Regions from separate parts of the Mus musculus genome. Here region 1 is linked to region 2. Evidence: chromatin loops called from intact Hi-C (ENCODE). Cell type or tissue: heart. All regions are shown on one strand.

Evidence for each region. Peaks named below come from ENCODE experiments on the same cell type or tissue, not always from the same donor. Only the 100,000 strongest peaks of a DNase experiment are listed, where the experiment ranks them.
Region 1: it touches region 2 in a loop (2.2-fold over the local background); 2 of 42 quality-filtered maps call a loop at or near these places.

The regions. Positions count from the first base shown.
Region 1 is chrX:12,135,791-12,143,790 of GRCm38, reverse strand. It overlaps a transcript of Bcor not described here. Among named protein-coding and RNA genes, the nearest start is that of Gm46687, 47 kb to the right of the region's middle. In heart, a CTCF peak has its summit at 3,516; DNase peaks (open chromatin) are centred at 3,410, 6,910 and 7,820; H3K4me3 peaks cover 3,230 bases; H3K27ac peaks cover 3,552 bases; H3K27me3 peaks cover 5,081 bases.
Region 2 is chrX:11,932,161-11,940,160 of GRCm38, reverse strand. No RefSeq gene overlaps it. Among named protein-coding and RNA genes, the nearest start is that of Gm52427, 41 kb to the right of the region's middle. In heart, no CTCF peak of the experiment used is centred here; a DNase peak (open chromatin) is centred at 4,660; H3K27me3 peaks cover 1,245 bases.

The DNA of each region.
Region 1 (8,000 bases), 200 kb before region 2:
TCTTTTCTTTTTCTTTTTTCTCTCTTTTTTTCTTTTCTTTTCTTTTCTTTTCTTTTCTTTTCTTTTCTTTTCTTTTTTTCATCTCTCATCTACAGGCTCTGGTGTTTTTACCTTACTGGAACCACTCTGCTCTGGGTTAGAGAGGAGAAAGGGTAGTTTTGAAAGTAAGGTGGGGCCCCACAGTGATGGCACACAACTTTATGCCTTTAATCCCAGCACTTGGGAGGCAGAAGCAGAGGCAGGCAGATTTCTGAGTTCGAGGCCAGCCTGGTCTACAGAGTGAGTTCCAGGACAGCCAGGGCTACACAGAGAAACAGAGTTTCTTTGGTTTTGAACATGTGGCCTCTAAGATATGCTGACGAGGACAGGCCTTTGTGTACTTGGTCTAAGCATTACCGAGTGGTAGAACAGAGTTCATGTAAAACAAAGGCCACACTATAGAGCTGGAATAGCTCAGAGAGTGCTAGAGTGCCTAGCATGTTCAAGGCCCTGGATTTGGGGCCCCAGAAAGTGCACCATACACAAATGAATACAACTTTGAAAGGAAAAGTATTCAGACATAAATCTGCTTCTCTCCAGAGGAAGACAAATGTAAACTTAAGTGCCTATTCTGCCCTTATAACCAGAAATGCGTAAAGCGGGAGCAGGGAGGTCTTCCCCCTCATGGGTTTCCTCTGTGTGTATGTCCTGTGGCCTCCCCTTTCCCCCTCTGTGCTGAGAACGGGACTCAGGGCTTCTGGCATGTTAGGCAATCTTTGTATCTCTGAGCCACACCCCCAGGCTGCTTGCCTGCCTCCTTCTACACTGTGGTCACCCCGACCCCACACCCCTGCCTAAGGACTACGAGCAAGTTAAGTGTGGTGGTATGTTGAATGGACATCAGTTCCATCATGGTGACTGGAAATTCTCAAACTTTTACTATTCTAAGTACCTAAGTACTGGCCTTTCCCACCTCAGCTTGTTTGTTTTAAATAAAAGGTTATGTAACTCATCCTCAAAGTCCTATACAGCCGAAGGGAACTATAAACTTCTGATCCATTCTGACTCTTACCTCAACACAGCTGGGATTACAAGCATGTGCCACCAGGAGCTGTTTTATGATATGCTGGGGACTGGACCCAGGGCTTCATAGATGCTGGGCAAGAGCTTTACTGACTAAATTACCTCCAGGACTAACTCAATGTCAGCTTCATCTAGTGATGTCTTAAGATGGTAAAGGAAGATTTTAGGTGTCTATATTTTTCCCTGTCCTCATTGTGGTGTGAGATCTCAAGATATTAAATTTGTTCTCATACTTTATAATCATAATCCCATCTTATAATCACATAGAGATTGTTCATTGATCAAACAAAAGAATTTTGGTAATTAAATTTCTTCTTTTTTTTGTTTCTTTTTTTTTTTTTTTTTTTTGAGACAGGGTTTCTCTGTGTAGCACTTGCTGTCCTGGAACTCACTCTGTAGGTCAGGCTGGCCTCAAACTCACAGGAATCTGCTTGCCTCTGCCTCCCAAGTGCTTTGCCCTATTTCCCTTCATGTGTATATTTAGGGATTTGGTGCTGGAGAGATAGCTTAATGGTTAAGAGCACTGGCTGCTAATCCAGGGGCCGCAAGTTTGAGTCTCAGCAGCCACATGGCAGCTCACAACCATAGATTAAGTTCTAGGAGATTCTGTGCCTTATTCTGGCCTCCTAGGGCACCAGGCATGCACATGGTACCCAGATACATGCTCTTGAAACAATAGAAGATACATTAGCAAAGTATCTATTTTATCCCCCCCCCCCATCTCTGTGTGTGTAGGCATGTGGATTCAGGTGGCTGTAGAGGCCAGAAGAGGGTATCAGAACCCCTTAGAATTGGAGTTGAACTGGGCAAAAATGAGTGCTAAGAATCCACCTCTAGTCCCCTGCAAGAGGTGCTCTTAAGTGCTGGGCTACTTCACTGTGGTGGACTTAACATTCAAATCTTGCTCACTGTCCCAGCCCTCAGGATATAGATGAGACTGACCCCAAACTTGTCAAGCTCCATCAGCTTCAGCCTCCATGTACCACCATGCTCCATGCTAGTTGCATTTCCTTCTCTTTTTATTTCATGTATATGAGTACACTGTTGCTGTCTTCAGACACACCAGGAGGGGCCATCAGATCCCATTACAGATGGTTGTGAGCCACCATGTGGTTGGTGGGATTTGAACTCAGGACCTCTGGAAGAACAGTTGGTGCTCTTAACCACTGAGCCATCTCTCCAGCCCATTGTATCTCCTTAAAACCTTTACTTTTAATGAAATGGGGCCAGAGTATACTGATTTCGAATGGAATATTTTGGTTGAAAATTGCTTCTTTACCACCCACTTAATGTCAGGAGCTTTGCAATGAATCCAGAGTTTCTCATTCTTCATGTTTCCCATAGTTTAAATAAACTTTCACCCTTTTTCCTAAACAGCAGCCTTTCTGGAGTAATTCCCTGTTATTCCCCGAAACTTGGGAACTATTCTTTGTTAGGAAAGTTTAGTGTGTGTGTGTGTGTGTGTGTGTGTGTGTATTTTTTAGACAGGGTTTCTCTGTATAGCGCTGGTTGTCCTGGAACTCACTCCATAGATGAGGCTATCCTCGAACTCACAGAGATCTATCTGCCTGCCTCTGCCTCCCGGGAGTGCTGATTGCCACCACACCCTGATTACTGTTAATAAATTCTTATCCTTCTTTCACAGCACTGATCTCCACTTCTAGAAAATAAGGGCGATTTTAAAAATAATTTTAAAAATTATTTAATGGATCCTTCCCCCAGGCGTTTGATTTCCGTCGATCTCACATTCTTTTTTATTTCCGTCGATTTCTCAATCCTTTTATTCATGTCTAGACATTTGCAATTCTGCCTTTCTACCAAGGTTGTAAATTGTTAGAAGACTCAAGGTGTCTTAAAAAAAAAAATCACCTTTGCACTTCTGTGTTGCCCTAAGTCCTGAGCAAGTTTCCTTCAATGCAGTTTACCTCTTTAAAAATCGGACGCATAAAGTTCCATCCTTCTCCAGCCCAAGGCCCTGGACTTGACTTGAAACCGTGGTAACTTTGAAATCCTCGCTCGTCCTGAAAGAGCAAGGCCTGGGACGCCCTTGAATGCTAGGGACTGTGCTGCAGGCCGCACCCCCACCCCCACCCCCAGCCGACTGCATTTGAGGACAGAGGCCCAAGTTCCGGGCCACGGGGACCAAACGCTCTGTGCTGGCCGTGCTGGCTGTCTCCGCAGCGGAGAACAAGAGGTGGAATTAAAACCCGCACTGACGACTCGGGGAGGGAAGCTCGCCAGCTGCGGCTTCCCTGAGGGTCGCAGCTCTTCTGTCGCCTGTGGGGAGAGGGTCCACCTGGCCCGCAGTGAGGACGGGGTTCCAGAGGGAGCGCAGGCGGCACGCTTCGGGAGCTGGGGACAGTCGCCGGGTCCCTTCCACCAAAGCCTGTGGCTCTATGGAGCCACCGCCGGGGGCAGCGGGGCCTGCGCCTCCCGGTCAAGATGGCGGCGGGCGCGCAGCCACGCGGGCCACTGGCGCCCGCGAGAGGTGGCTGCAGTCCCCCAGGCCGACGCCGCCGCTAGCACTGTCCCCCGGCGGGAAGCCGCACCTCCTCAGGCGGGAGCAACCCAGGGCTCAGTTCCTCCACTTCTTCAGACGGCCCCAGTGCTCAATCAACGTCACAGCAGACCATCACTTTCTCACACCCCCAGTCGCCAGGGGACTCCTGTTACCAGGAGGTAGGGCCCGGACTCCAGGGATAAGGAGTGTGACGCTGGCTTCCAGGTCGCACACTGTGGACAGAAGACCAACGGGGACTACTGGGTGCAGGCCTCACACCCCAGGCATTTCCTCCAACCTTGGAGCACGATTCCACAATTATTCGTAGCCACTAAGGAAAACCCCCTTAATAAGACTCAGAACCCAGAGCCGCTGAAGTCACCAGGAATGTCTTGGAGAATCCATAGTATTATCTAGTCAAAGCTACAGAATAAGAGGGTGTCGTCCCATCCCCACCCCCCATACACATTTGCTCTGACATCGGAGTAGGAGTAGGCTCCTAGAAACCTTAGGTCCAGTTTACTAGAAATGGCATTGATGAATGCAGCGCATTCTGAGCGATCTCAGGTTGGGCTCAGGTTGAGAGGTCAGGACCCCCTCCCAGCCACCCCCTCGTGCGCGCGCGCGCGCACGCACACACACACACACACACACACACACACACACACACCAGGGAAAGGCTGGTGCAGGTAGTGTCTCAATTGGGGGGAGTGTGGATAAGTACCCAGAAAAGCTTCCTTATTACCGTCTGTAAGCTGTTGGCTGACACCTCCTACCACCTCAAGGTTCTGTCTAAAGTTCCCACGTTGCAATATCAGCTCTGGAAAAAGGGGCTGAATGTGAAGTTTTGGGTTTTGTTTTGATGAAGTGAAGTCGTTCTGCATAACATTTGCACTGGCTTGTTATTCTGCAGGAAAACACTTCCTCCATCCACCTCCTCAGCCACCACGCCAACTACTCGTTCCTTCTTCTGCACCTCCCCCTTTTAATTCTCTCTCTCTCTCTCTCTCTCTCTCTCTCTCTCTCTCTCTCTCTCCACCCCCCCCCCGCGTGCCTCTCGCCTCTCGCCCGGGTCTAGGCAGCCCCCTTCAGCACTTTGTTCAAGTGCAGCGGTAAACCCTAGGCTAAGCCTAATTCTCTGTGGTCCTGACCTTCCTTCCCACTGTGGGCCTGGAATCAGGCCTGCCCTCGGGGTCTCCTGCTTCATTAGGATCCAACTGTGCTTTCTCTCCTCTGTGCACCTGATGCTTTTCAAACGTACTGGTTCACCCAAAAAGAAAAAAAATCCAAATAAATCAAATCAAAATAAATAAACAAATCGTATACCAAAACAGAAGTTCAAAACAGCCCATGAATGCAAGCTCTGAGCCGGGTTCATCCCACCATTGAAACCAACTATGAAAAAAAAATGTTTTTGGACACAGGGTCTATGTAGTCCTGGCTGCCCTGGAAATTGCTCTGTAGACCAGACGGGCCTCATACTCAGAGATCCGTCTGCCTCTGCCTCCAGAGGGCTGGGATTAAAGCTGTACCCCACCTGGGCAGGCTCAACCATCCTATTCCTAAAGTTTTCACCGAGCCAAGCCTTTTTCACTGCCCTGACACCTACCTAAAGTCTCTCCGGGTGCCTGGAGCACCTCACCTGCACTGCCACTCCTAGTCCCTGTCCAGCTCAGCCTCTCCCTGGAAGCACTGTAACTTTAAACATCTAGACAGGCTGCCTGCCTTGCTGGTTTCAGTGACGACTCCCAGGAGACCGCAGCCTGGAGCAGCAGGCCCCATCTGCAGTGCAGCTGAACGAGTTAAGCTGCCCTAAGTTTGAGTGGTCTGGGGTGGGGGCCTGGACCTGAGAGAACCGGCGGGAGCCTTGGGCAAGCCAGGCCTTGGGGGTCCCTAGTTGCAGGGTCTGAGTTCTTTCACAAGTGCTGTTTGAGAGTCCCAGAAGACTCATTCCTTGGGGGTCCCTCCTAAACCCGGCCTAGAGGAGATTAAGGATCTCTTGGACCGTGAAGAGGCAAAGTTCTAAGACCCGAAATGTTTGAACCTTTGGCCCTAGGGCCTAGAAGGGTCCACGATGCAGGCAGGCAAGGGAGACTCAGTTCTCTGTGTAACCCCTAGGTGAGTTTAGGTTACTCCAGACGTTGCAGATAGCGCCCCCCCTGCCCCCCAAGCAAGTGCCAGAACCCAGGGTTAGTGCTGCCTTAGCCTCACCGACCCCGTCTGGGCCTCACAAAGGCCTTGTGTGGGGCCCGGGCCGACCAGAAGTGGCCACCATTCCCAGATCTTTAATTATGCTCTGAGACCCTACCCTTCCCCCACCCCATCGCCGGCTTCCAGCCCTTTAATCAATTTCACGATATTAAATATTAATTTCCCGCCAGCCACGCTTTCTCGAAGGAGGGGGGAAGGGACACACAGGGCAAAGCCAAGAAAAGGATGGCTTTGCTGGGTGTGACCAGGGTAACTGGGCGTGGAGGACACGCGAGCTCCTAAGTGACCGTGCCCAGAACTCAGGAGTCACGGTGTTTGCACCCTTCAACTGGGGAACTTGGGGAGTTATGAACACTTAAGATGCATGTCTTCAGGAGGGGCAGCCAGGTGTGCAGAGTTCGGGTCTGCTTGGTGACCACCTCCTGCTCTGCGGCCCCTTCCCCACCTCTAGTGGCGAGTCAGGCTCACACGGGCCTGCAGCGCGCCGCGATGATGGATCGCGCCTGGCGGGGGTGATTTGGTGTTGATCGCACATTATCACTGGCAGGTTGGACTGGTTGCTGATGGACGACTTCTAGCGGCGGCAGCAGCAGCGTCTTCAGACACCGTGCGGTGATTCGCTCGCTTTACAAGGTCTTTCCCCCTACCACCCTCCTCACCACTTACGCATGTCGGGAGAGTCTAGGAGAGAGAGTGGGGGTCTCCCCGTCCTCGAGGCCACCCACCTCGGTCCGGGACCGGGTGTGGGCCGCAGGCCCAGAGAGGAGGGGAACTAAGAGGTCTCTCCTACTTCCTCTCATTTCTCTTTCCCTTACAGCCTGCCCACCTTCCGCTTCCCCATCGGAACACGAAGGGCCTAGGTCACTTGGCCGGTGATTTCCTCGGTGCCCAGCCCAGTCCGCGGGGTGCAGTCTCCCTCTCCCTGCCGCTCACGACCCTCTCAGGGCTCCCAGCCGCGGAGGCGCTGGGGTGAAGCCCCCTCCTTGCTTCGTTTTCTAAAGTGCCTGCAAATACAAAAGCGGTTCCGTAATGCCTTCCGTCTGCGAGAGCCGGAGGACCTTGGCTGACCTTTCGGAAACTGATTGCAACTGCCTGTTAACAGCCCGTACTGACCGCACTGAGCGGAGCGGAGGACAATCATTTAAGTGACAGACGGCGAGGTGGCCCCGGCTCAGTTGAGCGGCCTGGTTAAGCCCTCCCCTCCCCCCTCCCCAGCTACTCCCCCAGCTCCGGGTGCACTGCGGGCCGTGGCCAGCTCTCTGGAGAGCGGGGAGGGCGCACCGTGAGCGCCTGTGAGTGTGAGTGCGTGTCTGCGATTATGGGCCGAAGGGTTAACCCTTTGCAGAACGCCGCCGGGGTCCTTTGAAGCCGAGCGCTGCCGGCTTAATCTGCCATTTGCAGAAGAGGAATAAAGAGGCTGCCTTGTCCTACTACCCCTAATGGGTAAACTGTACTCTCTTAGCGTGACCCGGTCACTGTCCCTGCTGCTGCCGAGGAAAGATCTCGACCCTTGGATCTTCTGCCATGGCGCTATGTAACCTCCCTGCGCTTTCCTCTTTTTCCTCACAGAAACAAGGAACAGCGCGGGGACAGCGCAAAGCGTCCAAAGGCTTTAAGGTTCGCGATGCAGTGGACGTGGGTGTTCCTGGTGTTTTCTGTTTTGGAAACTGGAAAAAGGGGAGGTGGGCTCACAGCAGGAAGGGCAGGTGGGGGAGGGGGAGGCTGGTGACAGGGCACCTCGGGCTTCTCTCTCTCTCTCTCTCTCTCTCTCTCTCTCTCTCTCTCTCTCTCTCTCTCTCTCTCTCTCTCTCTCTCTCTCTCTCTCTCTCTCTCTCTCTCTCTCTCTCTCTCTCTCTCTCTCTCTCTCTCTCTGGAGAGATCGCCAGCTGCTCTCCAACAGGCAGCGCCCTGAAATCTATTTAAAGAGAGGGAAAGGGGAGGAGAACAAAGGGGGAGGAGGGGGGCGGCGAGAGAGCAGGGAGGATCCGCCGCTCCGCGGGCACATCAAGCGCTCACATCTGTACACTCCGCGATCGATGGGGAGAATGGATAATATTTGTCAGCTGCAGACCTTTCTCTTCCCGGTTCCCAGGAAGGGGAGGGGGCAAGGGAGGGGGAGGGGCAGGCAGACCAGGCGAGAGAGGCCGCGTCAAGGACAGCGCGCCTCCCGCTGCAGCCGCACGGAAACCCAGTGCCCAGAAAGCCGGCAGATTTTTTTCTCTTATTA
Region 2 (8,000 bases):
CTTTCTCTCTTTCTCTCTTTCTTTCTCTCTTTCTCTCCCTCCCTCCCTCTCTCCCTCCCTCCCTCCCTCCTTCCCTTCCTTCCTTCTTTCCTTCCTTTCCCTCCTCTAATTTGATTGGTGTCCGTGTTGCTTACAGCAAGCCCAGTGAGGGGTGAGGTGGGGTGGGGTGGGGTAGGGTGGGTGGATGAACTTTGGAAGTGCTTTTAGCATTCTATACCAACTCTATTTTGAAAGATTTATTTTAAATTGAGTGTGGGTGTACACTCAAGGGTAAATGCATATGATGGCAGGTATCCTTAGTGGCAAGAAAAGGGCCTTGGGTACCCTGGAGCTGAGGTATAGTCAGTTGTGAACTGTTTGACATGGGTGCTAGGAACCAAACTCAGGCTCGATCTCTCTCTCTCTCTCTCTCTCTCTCTCTCTCTCTCTCTCTCTCTCTCTCTCTCTCTCCTGTAGCTACTTTTCATGCTGACAAAATGTTGATCATGTGATAGCACATGTGTTTAATCCCAGCTCTCAGGAGGCAGAGGTAGGTGGCTATCTGTGAGTTCAAGGCTAAGTTCCAGAATGATATAGTGAAGTAGTTTTGTTTTTTTTGTTTTTTGTTTTTGTCATTAAATAGAGTAGGCCCTGTTTGAGGCCATGACAGATTACTTCCTTGCAGGCTTTCGTATCTGTAGACGTCAGGTACTCTTGCTTTAGGACCAAGCTTGGCCTGAGAGTGGTGAGTGGCAGACAGGCTCAGGAAGAGTTGTCTTAACATGGTAGGGAATTGATGTAGGAGGAGGTGCCCCGTTCTACGGAGGCTGGAGGTGAGTGGACACCCTCCTTAGCTGTACCCTCTTAGCTGTAGGTACATTAGTGGCAGCAGTCTAGTCTGAGGTGCCCCAAAGAATGAAAGCAATTGTCTCCAATGCGAACCTGTCCAGTAAAAGCCCTCCAAATGGCCTTTCTCCCCTCTGTCTCCTTCCTCTCACTTACGGGTAATTCCACCGCTTTGGGAGGGAAGACTTTTTATTCTTTCAAGTCAATCATTCTGGAGAGATCTGTCATAATGAGAGAAGGCTGCAGTTGCCAGATTCAGGGTTTTTTTCTTCTTCCTTAAATGCCACTAGGGATGTAATTCAGGGCCTTGTTTATACTAGACAAACATCCTGCCGTCAATGCCTCCATCCCCTATCCTCATGCAACTTTTTTCATTCGGAGACCAGGTTGCATTGAGTTGCCCTGGCAGCTGGAATTAGAGTCAGGGTTGTCCTGTCTTGACCCTTGTGTAGCTGAATGACGGGCTTGCAGCATCTGGTCCTGCTAACTTTAGCAATTCTGAGTTAATTATTCTCTGTGTTGGACAAGTGAGAGGACTGGGTGATGGGGTCCAGATAAGCAAGGCAGGAATGGCAGGGCTCTGAGGACCCAGGAATTATCTGAGGCTGGAGCTTTGGCCCAGGTACCAGAAATGTCTTGGGACCCATAAAAGTAGTGGGCTACAGAGTTGGTCTTCTCATCCTCACCCTTCTCCCATCTTTTTCCTCCTCATCTGTCTTTGAGATGGGGTCTCATATAGCCCAGGCTGCATAATGCCTGGGCAAACTGACCTTGAACCAGCTAAGCAGCCTAGGCTGACCTCCCAATCCTCCTGTCTTCTCTCCATACTTCTGGGGTCCTGGCATGAGTCATCTCTCCTAGACTGCTTCTCCCTTTGCCTCTGTTACTGCCCTCTATGTCCCATTATTCTTGCTTGTGTTTGAACACTGCTGGTGTCAATGCCTTAGCAGGTAACACAAGTAACGACATACACTCCTTCATGGCTTCTGCCTCCAATGCTAAACTCCGGCTCCAGGGCTGCTGTCGTGGGGCCTCTCCAGTGGCTTGAGTGTAGGAAGGCTTGCTTGGCAGAGCTCTTGGAGCAGTTACACCGTGTTGCCTTATTACTTGTTACTTCCCCAGAGGCTTCTGGGCAACAGACACTGTTTTCTCCTAAGTGCATTTCAGCAGAGGAGAGCTGAACTGTCAGAGGGCCTGTAGGACAGAGGCCTGATGTAGCTCAGCAAGGGTCTGATAACCCGAGGAAGAGGAGTAAGGCTCATTCTGGAGCGCACTGCTCTCTTTTCCTCAGAGGGGTCCCTCTCCTTGCTATATTTGAGCACCCCTCCCTTTTGAGATAAGGTCTGTGGTAATTTGAATAGGTTCGGCCCCCATAGACTTGGGTTTGAAAGCTAGGCCCGTAGGGAGTGACACTATTAGGAGATGAGGCCTTGTTGGAGTAGGTGTGGCTTAGTTGGACAAAGTGTGTCACTATGGGGGTAGGCTTTGAGTCATATATGCTCAAGCTATACCCAGCATGGCACTCAGTCTCTCCTTGTTGCCTGTGGGTCAAGAAAAAGAACTCTTGGCTCCTCCAGCACCACATCTGTCTGCAAGCTACCATGCTTCCTGTCATGACAATCATGGACTGAACCTCTGAAACTGTAAGCCAGCCCCAAATCAAATGTTGCCCTTTGTAAGAGTTGCCATGGTCATGGTGTCTCTTCACAGCAATCAAACCCTACCGTAAGGTCTTATGTAGCCCAGGGTAGCCTTGAATTTGCTATATAGCCAAGATTGGCTCTGAACCTCTGATCCTCTTGTCTCTACCTTCCAAGTGCTACACCAGGGCCTCCTGTATGCTAGGTAAGCACTCCAGTAGCTGACACTTATTCTCAGCCCCATCATTTTCTTCTTCCTTAAGATATAGTACAGCAAGCTGGGTGTGGTGGCGCATGCCTTTAATCCCAGCACCCAGGAGGCAGAGGCAGGCAGATTTCTGAGTTCGAGGCCAGCCTGGTCTACAAAGTGAGTTCCAGGACGGCCAGGGCTACACAGAGAAACACTGTCTCGAAAAACCAAAAAAAAAAAAAAAAAAAAAAAAGAAGAAGATGTCAGTACAGCAGACACAGTAAAGAGTGTTTAGGGCCTTTAGTGAGCAGCTTGAGAGTTTATTATATTTACAGTTCTGTGGCTACTGTCCATATAAGAAAAGAGAATTTCCCCATATTTCAGAAGAACCCATAGTGCCCTTAGGAGTCCCTCTCATTGAGGTGAATACTTTCCCAACCTCCATTATAGACAGCCTGAATACTTTTTTAAAGCCAGGGTCTCACCATGTAGCTCAGACTGGCTTTGAACTTCTGGGATCAGATGCCCTTCCTGCCTCAGTCTCCTGAACTAGGACCTCAGGGGCATAGCACTGTATTGTTTGATGGCCAGCTCTAAAAAGGCAAAAACGAAGCAGGGACCGTGTGCTGGAAATTCCAGTATAAGGAACAGAGAGGCTGGAGATAAGTTCAAAGGCCGCCTCAGCTATATAGCATGTTGGAAGCCAGCCTGAGCTATTTAAGACTACCTCAAAAAACCAGACCATTCCAGACCAAACTAGTCCCAATCCAACCACCACCATCACCACCATCACTACCACCATCACTACCACCATCACTACCACCACCACCACCACCACCACCACACCACCACCACCATCACCACCACCACCATCACCACCACCACCACCACCACCACCACCACCATCACCACCACCACCATCACCACCACCACCACCACCACACCACCACCACCATCACCACCACCACCATCACCACCACCACCACCACCACCACCACCACCACCACCACCACCACCGCACCACCACCATCACCATCACCACCATCACTACCACCACCACCACCACCACCACCACCACCACCACTACCACCACTACCACCACCACCACCACCATCACCACCATCACTACCACCACCACCACCATCACTACCACCACCACCACCACCACCACTACCACCACTACCACCACCACCACCACCATCACCACCATCACTACCACCACCACCACCACCACCACCACCACCACCACCACCACCACCACCATCACCACCATCACTACCACCACCACCACCACCACCACCACCACCACCACCACCATCACCACCATCACTACCACCACCACTACCACCACCACCACCACCACCAGCTAAACAAATCTGGTTGAGTGAATTTGCCAAGTAGTCTCAGCTTTTGTGCTTGGCTTCTTTGAGCCAGTGGTCTCTCAGAGTACAACTGTGGAGTGTGGCAATTGTCTTCTCACCTCTGCAACTCTCCATGGTTTGAACTCTGTCATTCCTCACAGCCTGTGAGTGTGAAAGTAGAGGTCATATGGAGGGAATAAAGCCAGCAGCCAGTAGCTGGAGTTCTCTCTCCCTACATGGTCTTGGTCTGTGAGTGTCCTCACCTACAACCATGATAGGTTCATGTGCCAATTTTGCCAGCCCTGGCACAGGCTTCTGAGCCACATGCAGCCACAGGTATCGGGTTGCTGGTCCGTGTCAAGCTGCAGCACCCGTAACCTTGACTGGGAAAGCCCTCTGTCTTCTTGGGATGCTGGAGGAAACTGGAGCAGTACCAGACAGACATAGGATGCGGCTTGTAAATTATGAGCTGTGATTTGCAAACATGCTTATGACAGAAGAGTCACTGAGATCTGGGGACTCCCCCCACTTCAGAAAGTCCTTTTGTCTCCTTCTGATGGCCTCTGATTGCTGCTCTGTGTCCGATTTCCCCTTCTCTGTTATATTAACTCACAGCGTCAGCCAAACTTCCAGGGCTTGCTGGGAGCCTGCCAAGGCGCTGCTCACAAACCTTTAGTGGCTTCCCACAGCCTGCTCAAGTCTCCTGGCATTTCAGAAGCTTCTCCACAGGGGCTGGGGATATGGCTCAGTTGGTAGCCTGCTTGCCTAGCATCCACGAAGTCCTGAGTTGGATTGCCAGCACTGCATAAAACCGGCGTGGTAGCACTGGTCTGTAATAGCAGCACTTGAGAAATAGGAGCAAAAGAATCAGGGGTTCAAAGTCACCCTCAGCTACATTGAATTTGAAACTATTCCGGGCTACGTAAGAGCCTCGCTGGGAAAGAGGAGGTGGCTGGGGTGATGGCCCGGTGGGTAACAGAACCTCTCCTGTAAACCTAAGGACCTCAGTTCAGATTTCCAAATTCAAATAAACAACTGGGTGTGGCCAGCACTGGGATGTGCAGGGACGGGTGGATTACTGAGTGACCCTGTCTCAAGAGAAGAAAGTAGAGGATTATAGAGCAGGACCTCGTACACTCATGCACATGGGTGAGCATATTCACATACATGTATATGCTCAAATGCATGCACACATACCAAATACAAAAACTGCACAGGATAAGGCAACTGCCCCCCTTCTCACTATGTAGCCCCTCCTAGCCTGGAACTATGTAGACTAGGCTGGCCTGAAATTTAAAAAGATCTGCCTGCCTCTGCATCTTGAATGCTGGGATTAAAGGTGTTTAGCTTCCTTCCTTCCTTCCTTCCTTCCTTCCTTCCTTCCTTCCTTCCTTCCGCCCCCCCCCCCCCCTTTCTTTTTCTTCTGAGCAGTCATTACTCCAAGCCAGGATTGTGACAGCCAGTGCAATCTAGTTATCTTGGCTTCTTATGGTTTAGTAGTCTGAGTAAATACTTCTCCATTGCATGTCCCTAAGAGGTTCTTCATTAGTCCAGTCCATGCATGGCCATAGTTCCCAAGGCCACCTGTGTACCAAGATGTCTGTTAAAACCCCAGCCATCACTACTACCTTGGTAGCACACAGTAAAGAAGAGGAAAGAGAAGAGGCCGCTCTGCTTCCCTTTAGGGTTGTAATAGTTACAGTAATAAAAGTGACTGTAAGCTTATCACCATTGTGTGCCAGCCCCTGCTCCTAAGTGCAGGTCATTTGCATATGATAATACCAAAGAGCTGCTGTTGTTACTCCTGGTTTAGAGGAACAGAAGGCACAGAGGGGTTAAGTAACAAACACAAGAACACACACTTGGGAAGTAGATGACCGAATGGAAATTCATGCCCTAGCACAGGGTCTGGGCTCATAAAACCTCAGTTACAGGTACACATTCCCTTCTCTCCCAGCCTATTGGCCAGAGGTTAGGCATATGATAAAACTGGTCCAAAAGGGAGGCTGGGAAATGAGTGTGTGTTTCAGGCCGTCTTTTTTTTTTTCCCTTATTTTTTTTTATTACGCATTTTCCTCAATTACATTTCTAATGCTATCCCAAAAGCCTCCCATATCCTACTGCCCCCACTCCCCTACCCACCCATTCCCATTTTTTGGCCCTGGCGTTCCCCTGTACTGGGGCATATAAAGTTTGCCTGTCCAGTGGGCCTCTCTTTGCAGTGATGGCTGACTAGGGCATCTTTTGATACATATGCAGCTAGAGTCAAGAGCTCCAGGGTACTGGTTAGTTCATAATGTTGCACCTACAGGGTTGCAGATCTCTTTAGCTCTTTGGATACTTTCTCTAGCTCCTCCATTGGGGGCCCTGTGATCCATCCAATAGTTGACTGTGAACATCCACTTCTGTGTTTGTTAGGCCCCGGCCTAGTCTCACAAGAGACGGCTATATCACGGTCCTTGCACCAAACGCTTGCTAGTGTATGCAATGGTGTCATCATTTGAAGGCTAATTATGGGATGGATCCCTGGATATGGCAGTCTCTTGATGGTCCATCCTTTTGTCTCAGTTCCAAACTTTGTCTCTGTAACTCCTTCCATGGGTGATTGTTTCCAATTCTAAGAAGGGGCAAAGTGTCCACACTTTGGTCTTCGTTCTTCTTCAGTTTCATGTGTTTTGCAAATTGTACCTTATATCTCACTATATTAAGTTTCTGGGCTAATATCCAGTTATCAGTGAGTACATATTATTTGAGTCCTTTTGTGATTGTGTTACCTCACTCAGGATGATGCCCTCCAGGTCCAACCATTTGCCTAGGAACCACAAGTAAACTGTGGCTTATTGAAAAGGCGAGGAGAAGACATTTTGGACTGTCAAGCTGTCTGTTCCCCGCCACACACCATGTTGCCTTTCTTCTGGGACTTTTTCATTCATTCAGACCCCAAGCTTCTTGACTGTTGGATCCTGGCTCCCAAAACAAGGTGTCATGAGAGCTCTGAGTGGGAGATGACCTCACTCAAAATTTGTCTTCTTCCTTCCCTTCCTTCATTCCTCTCTCCCATTCCTTCTTTCTTTTCTTCCTTCCCTCACCTTCTTCCCCTCCACCTTCTTTTTCTTCTCTCTCTCTCTCTCTCTCTCTCTCTCTCTCTCTCTCTCTCTCTCTCTCTGAGACAGGATTTGTCTGTATATCCTTGGCTGTCCTAGAACTAGACCTGTAGACCAGGCTGGCCTCGAACTCAGAGATCCACCTCCCTCTGCCTACTGAGTGCTGGGATTAAATGTATGCATCACCACCTCTCTGTATTCTTCTTTCCTTTCTTTTTGGAAGTACTGTAGATTGTACCTATAGTCTTATGAATACGAGTCTAGTGCTTTGCAGCTGAGCTGCAGCCTATCCTTGCTGGTAGCCTTGAAAGCACAGTAGCTCCTTCTGAGGTCCAGGTGACTTCAGGTGGAGATTATGGCTAAGTCAATGGATGTGCTGCATTTCTGGGTGCAAGGCCCCACCTCCCACACTAAGTCATCTCCCTGGCTTGTTAGCTGGATGTAGTGGTGCATGCTTTTAATCCCAGCACTCTGGAGGCAGAGGCAGGAAGACCTCTGTGATTTTGAGGTCTGATATACACACTGAGTTTGTTCCAGGGCAGTCAGAGCCACATAGTAAGACCCTGTATTTTTTTTTTTAAGTTTTAAAATAAATATTTTATAATACTGGAGATAGAGCCCAGGGGGTATCTGCCAGTGCATGCTGGGTAAATATTCTGACTGTGAGCTACATTCTCAACCTCTGATTTCTTGAGAAAGGGAAATCTAGACTGGCCTCTTCCTCCACACCCTCTGTAGTGCTGTGACGAAGGGCCCTTCCATGAAGGTATTAGACCTCTTTCCTGATTCTAGATTTTCACAGCGCACCTCCTTGTGTTTTGGCTGCACAAGAGGATTTGCAAGCACAGAGGGCCAACGTATACTGCAATAAAGGTCCTGG